Regions from separate parts of the Homo sapiens genome. Here region 2 is linked to region 1. Evidence: chromatin loops called from intact Hi-C (ENCODE). Cell type or tissue: endothelial cell of umbilical vein. All regions are shown on one strand. Each heading gives the region's core, and the rest is flanking DNA. Links, peaks and the distances in the headings are about the cores only. Region 1 has its middle 83 kb from the start of PLSCR4. Region 2 has its middle 37 kb from the start of PLSCR2.

Region 1 (2,920 bases), core at 142-2,641:
GCCAAAAATCATAATTCAAAACCAGAACATTATTTTAATTTTTATGTTGATGTTAGAACATTCTCTCTCCTGTGTTCCTTACATTAAAATCTGTATGTGTTTTTAACAATTATGTCACATCCATATTTGACAGTGTTGCAAAGTATATCATGTAAAAACCTGAAAGTCTGAGCTAAGCATAATTAAAACCTATATGCATGCAAAGTTGAGCTCCAAGGAAATTTAGAGAAATCCATGGGGCCAAAAAGTAAGAAACAATCTGAAAAATCTGAGTGTTACACAAAAGACTAACACTGTCTTTGGCTTCTGCAAGAGAAAGAGTTGCCCACCTTCCTTAGAACGGGGATCTGATTTACCAGTCATGGCTAGGCAGTTGTGAGGGCTTGGGCTTGAGCAAGAAGGGTACTGTAATAGAGACCCCCAATAAAATGGGAACCCTTAAAGGGACACATTCCAATATAAAGGGTGGAATAGATAACATTCTTCCACTGGCAAATGAGAAGTAAATGAAAGCCTCTCTGGGCCTGTGCTAAAGGTTTGTCCTCTGAGAATTCATAATTGTGAGAAAATATTTTAGATGGTCCATTTTCAAGGCATGATAAATCTAGCACTGGCAGCCAGCCTGCGGATGTAACAAACCGCATGGCTCATTCTGTTAGAAAGTCATAATAAGTGAACAGAATGAAGAGGAGGGATCAGCCCATAAAAGAGAAGAAAGTTTCATTATTGGGAAATCAAAACTTAACGGGGAAGGGGGACTTAGGTATAACCTTATAAGGGGGATAATAAAACTCAGGCGACATCTGGGAAGATTGTAACACCATAGTACTCGACCCATTAGGAACTAGGGGAGGGACTTGCATGCTAGGAGATAAATTGCATGCTAGGAGATAAATTACCTGCTGTAGCTACCCCAGGTGTGCCTGCCTACCAGACACTTGATCTTGCAAGACTGCTATTAAAAGTCTCACTTTCTCTGTTCTTTGTGCCTCTGAATCCATTCTTTGGGTTTGGATGGGTGAGCATGTTTTCTACAAATCTGAGGGCTCGTCTGGGATCTCTGTGCCTGCATGGAGTGGGACTCTAGCTGAGAAAGGAGACATATCCCACCCAATGTAGGTGACCTGGTCTTTCTGGGCACCTGGCTCCCGACAGAGGCCACAGACAAAACTGAGACTGTTATTCAGGAGGCATCGGAAGTGACACAGGGAGAAAAGCAAGCCCCACAGCAACCAGGCAACTTCGTGCATGAGCCGAAGTAGGAAAATTGGACTGTAAGTAGTGCCATGGTGGTTGGGCATTTTTGGAGGTTAAGTGTGTGTAACTGAGATGTATCCAGCATACAAAGCGAGTGCGGAGTCCCAATCTGCAGTTCTGTTCTCCTGCAAGGGAAACACGGCTGGACATGGACAAAGCAATTCTTGGGGTGTGCAAGAAACCTCCAGTGGGGGGGGCTGAGTACACAGGGAAAAGCTCAGACACAGAGACTGAAAATGGGAAACAGGAATTCTAGGCCTAAGAGACAAAGGAAGGAGGGAGCCAAAGAGACTCCCTCTGACATTCCCCCGGATAGTCCTTTGGGGAGCATGTTGCAGGTTTGAGGGACAACCCTCGAACCAGGGACAAGAAATAGCAAAAGATGATAAAGTATTGCTGTTTTATCTGGCCCAAAGACCCCATTCATAAGCCTACAGTCTTTTGGCCTAAGTTTGGCTCAGATGAAGACTGGGTGTGCCAAACTTTAACTCTCTGTATGAATGATAAAACCGCATCCTCACAAGAAGAGATAGGTTACGCTTTCTGCTGGATCAAGGAATTAGCTGCCATGTTCCCCCTCAAAGAAGAAGAAGCAGAAGAAAAGTCTAGTAAAGAGCCCTCATCCACTGAAAAGCCTTGGGACCCCCTATCATGCTCGCCCCCTGCCTATGTCTCACAAAATTGGGCATAAGAATATCAAGGAGCAACAGGTGGGTTAGAGGAAGGTGACCTGGAGACCATGGGGGAGATGAACCAACTGCTCCCTTAAATCCTTATCCAAATTTAAGAAAAGAATTAGAATAGTGTAAGAGGGATATTGAGAACTTCCCTATCCCTTCCACACAGCAGATATCTAGCATGTTCCCTCTTAGGGAAGTTCCCATGGGATGGGGAGGGATTGTCTTTGTAAATGCTCCTCTTACAAGTACTGAAGTTAGGAATTTCAAGAGGAAATGAAACCACTCCTAGAAGATCCCTTTTATTTAGAAGACCGGCTTTTACACCTGGGCTGAATTGATGTCCATCATGAATATCCTGTTCACAGGAGAAGAAAGGAAAATGATTAGGAGAGTGGTCATGACTATCTGGGAGAGGCAACACCCTCCTGGGCAAGGAGTGTTGCCAGCCAAATAAAAATTTCCAAATGTAGAACCCAAATGGGATAATAATGATCCCAGGGACCAGGCCCAAATGCAGAACCTCAGGGAACTAATAATTAAAGGGATCAAAGAGTCCACTCTTGAACACAAAATGTCTCAAAGGCATTCGAAATTCAACAAGAAAAAGAGGAAACTCCCTCTGCATTCCTGCAGAGGCTCAGAGATCAGATAGAAAATACTCTGGATTAGATCTGGAGGATCCAGTAGGGCAAGGCCTTTTGAAGGCTAACTTTGTTACTAAGATGTGGCCTTGCAGACCAGGGAGTGCAGCTGCAGGAATAGGGGCAGCAGGAGTCACAGAACTGGAGCAGACGGCCGAGATAAAGGTGGACAGTGTGAGACAGCTGGTGTCAGTAAACCCCTGATGAAAGAACTAATGTCTATATTATACAAAGGGAGTCACTGGGGACCCCAGCCTCTGTGTAATGCAATACTTAGAAATTATGTGTGTATAGGAATTTATACCCTCACTAAATAAGCATATGGAACTTGTGTAACTTGTC
Region 2 (2,920 bases), core at 309-2,808, 170 kb after region 1:
ACTTGCTTGTTTACAAACAAAACCAAAATTACTAAATAAATAATATATAGCTGTTAAAATACTAAAGGCTGATCTATTTTATCAGGATATTAAATTAACTCTGTGTCTTGCTCCTTCCTTTTGCCTGTTTTATGTTCCATCAATAAATTGCAGCTGTTTAAGGGGACCAGACCAGAATAACATTCAAGAGGAAATAAGCTGTCAGGAATATTTGAAGGGAATTGTTTATACAAAAATATTGAGCAACAGAATAGGAGAGTAAGCTTGGAAACAGATCCATAAATCTATGAAAAGTGGATGGCTGGCAAAAGTAGCAATACAAATCAGTAGAAAAGATGAACTCTTTGCTGTTATTGGAGCGATTAGCTGTTTGTATACAATAAAATTAGATATCTACTCATATATTAAAAAGTTCCAAATGGAGTAATGACCTATCTATGAAAAATAAACCTTCAAAACAAAAGAAAAAAAATACAAACCTTGAAAAAATGATATGATTTAAAATTTCTCTAGACAACAAAAATATTATTTCACAAATAAAGTGAATTAAAAGCCATATCCTGAGAGAAGATATTTACAATGCCTACAAACTTATAAAAGATTTGGTTGCATAAAAAGAAACTTCTACAAATTAATAAGAAAGTTGACAGCAAACAAATACAAAAATTACTAAAGTGTGCAAAAAGATGATTCACATTAGAGGAAACATGAACATCTAATTTTAACAAATGAAAACATACTCAACCTCACAATTTCATGCAGATGAAAACAAGAATGAGATTCCCAATTAAAAATATTGGGAATTCACCAAAACAAAACATAACCCAACAATACCAGATCTGATGGGGGATGTAAAGCTGTAGTGATGGTCATACACTGGTGTTTAGACAATAAATTGGTATGATTTATTTGGAGAGCAATATTACAATATTTCATAATGATGTTTAGACCCTTAGAAGCAGCAATTTTACTCATAAGGATAATCATAAATGCTTTTTTTGACATGAGCACAAGGATACATGTACAGAAATATTCATTGAAGTTGATTATAGAGGAAAGAGGAAAGTTGGCATATTATTCAGGGTTCTCCAGAGAAAGAGAACCAATAGGGGTAAAAAAAGTGAATATATACCGTGTGTGTGTGTGTGTGTGTGTGTGTGTGTGTGTGTGTGTAAACAAAAATTGTGGGAGGTCATTGTTTTGGAGTGAGCTCACGCACTAGACTCCAACAAACCAGATTAAACCACAATAGAGTCACTCATGCCAAATGTTACACAATCATACTGAAACTTTAAGGAAACAGACAGATCCCAAGCAGACCATTTTTTTCCCCTGAAAACAGGAAATTTCAATCTGATTGAGTCAGCATAATAAGGAAGTCCCTCTGCTTTAACCCTTACAAAAAAGTAACCTGAAGTAATCTGATGTTAACCAATCATTTTTTTTTAATTGTGCCATTTCCTCATTCCCACCTTACAAGGCCCATTGTTCTTTTATTGTCTAGTCAATGAGAATGATGAGACTTTATTTCCTGGTGATATTTGTAAGTTGGCCTACAATAAGAGGAGTCACAACAGCCTTCAATTACATTGCTATCCTTTCTGTTTACCAGGAGCCACAGGCCACCTGTGGATTGAGTAGCTGGAGAACAAGGAGTCTCAGTTAACATAGATTAGTTGATTATTAAAAAAAGAAAAAAAAAACTGCATGAGATTTGCATCAAGTATATTCATTGACTCATTTTCTAATCTGTGACTCCACTGGAACTTACTTCATTTTCTGGAGCCAATGTTTCTCTAATGATCATTCCAAACTTTTTGCTAGAATAAATTCTTCAAGACTGAATTCTGATTCTTTTGATTATTTCAGATTGACAGAGCTAAAGACAATGGAAACAGTTTCAATAGAAAGAAGCTACAGGACTTCTTACAGCCCACAGTACCAGAACATCAAGCTATTTAGCTGCAGATGTGTACTACTCTTGAAGATAAGAAAAGCAGTAATCCTGAGGGCAATTCAGAGGTCATCAGGTCTGTCTCCTTGGTTTTCAATGGGGGAGAGAGCCATTGCCTTGGTTTCAACAGGCTAGACAGTGGCAGCCTGGAGCCTGGAGAATGAGAATTCACTCAGCTGAGCCTTGGGGGTGGATGTGACTCTCACATTGCAGAGCTTTGAGGGCACAACCCCCACCCAAAAAAGCCTTGCAGGACATGGGTCTCAAAGACAGAGCATCAAACTAAAAAGAATTATTCTTGAGCCTCAAGATCTAATGGCATTTGTTTGCTAGGTTTTGAACTTGATTTGGACATGTTACTCCTCTCTTCCTCCCAACTTCTCCATTTTGTAATGGGAAAGTCTATTCTATGCCTGTCCCACTATTGAAATTTGGAAGTACGTAACTTATCTGGTTTCACAGGCTCACAGCTGGAAAGAAATTTTGCCTCAGGATGAATTGTACCTTGAGTCTCATTCATATCTGATTTAGATGTTTCTTAAATGAGACTTAGAAGTCCAGAGTTGATGAGAGAATGAGTTATGGATTTTGCTACTATTGGGATAGAATTAATACATTTTACATGCAAGAAAGACATGAATGATGGGGGGCCAGGGGTGGAATGTTATGAACTAAATGTTTGTGTACCTCTCCTGCCAAATTCATATGTTGAAACTCTCACCCCTAATGTGGTGGTATTTGGAGTCAAGGCCTCTGGAAGTCAATTAGGTTTATAAAGGTGGGGGTCTCATAATGGGATGAGTGTCCTTATAAGAGGAGGAAGAGAGACCAGGGCTTGGACTCTCTGCCATGTGAGAACACAATAAGAAGGTGGCTCTCTCCAAGACAGAAGGAGGTCCCTCACCAGAAACCAGATCTGCTGGTACTTTGATTTTGAACTTCCCAGGCTCCAGAACTATGAGAATT

What was found. Hi-C counts contacts between places; a loop is a spot of excess contacts. Peaks named below come from ENCODE experiments on the same cell type or tissue, not always from the same donor. Only the 100,000 strongest peaks of a DNase experiment are listed, where the experiment ranks them.
Region 2: a loop joins it to region 1, with 2.4 times the contacts of the local background. A loop is called at or near these places in 3 of 110 quality-filtered maps.

Annotation. Positions count from the first base shown.
Region 1 is chr3:146,332,909-146,335,828 of GRCh38, forward strand. No RefSeq gene overlaps it. Among named protein-coding and RNA genes, the nearest start is that of PLSCR4, 83 kb to the left of the region's middle. In endothelial cell of umbilical vein, for the core only: a CTCF peak has its summit at 1,406; a DNase peak (open chromatin) is centred at 1,453.
Region 2 is chr3:146,505,480-146,508,399 of GRCh38, forward strand. No RefSeq gene overlaps it. Among named protein-coding and RNA genes, the nearest start is that of PLSCR2, 37 kb to the left of the region's middle. RefSeq lists an enhancer at 1,272-1,937. In endothelial cell of umbilical vein, for the core only: no CTCF peak of the experiment used is centred there; a DNase peak (open chromatin) is centred at 1,362; H3K27ac peaks cover 1,949 bases.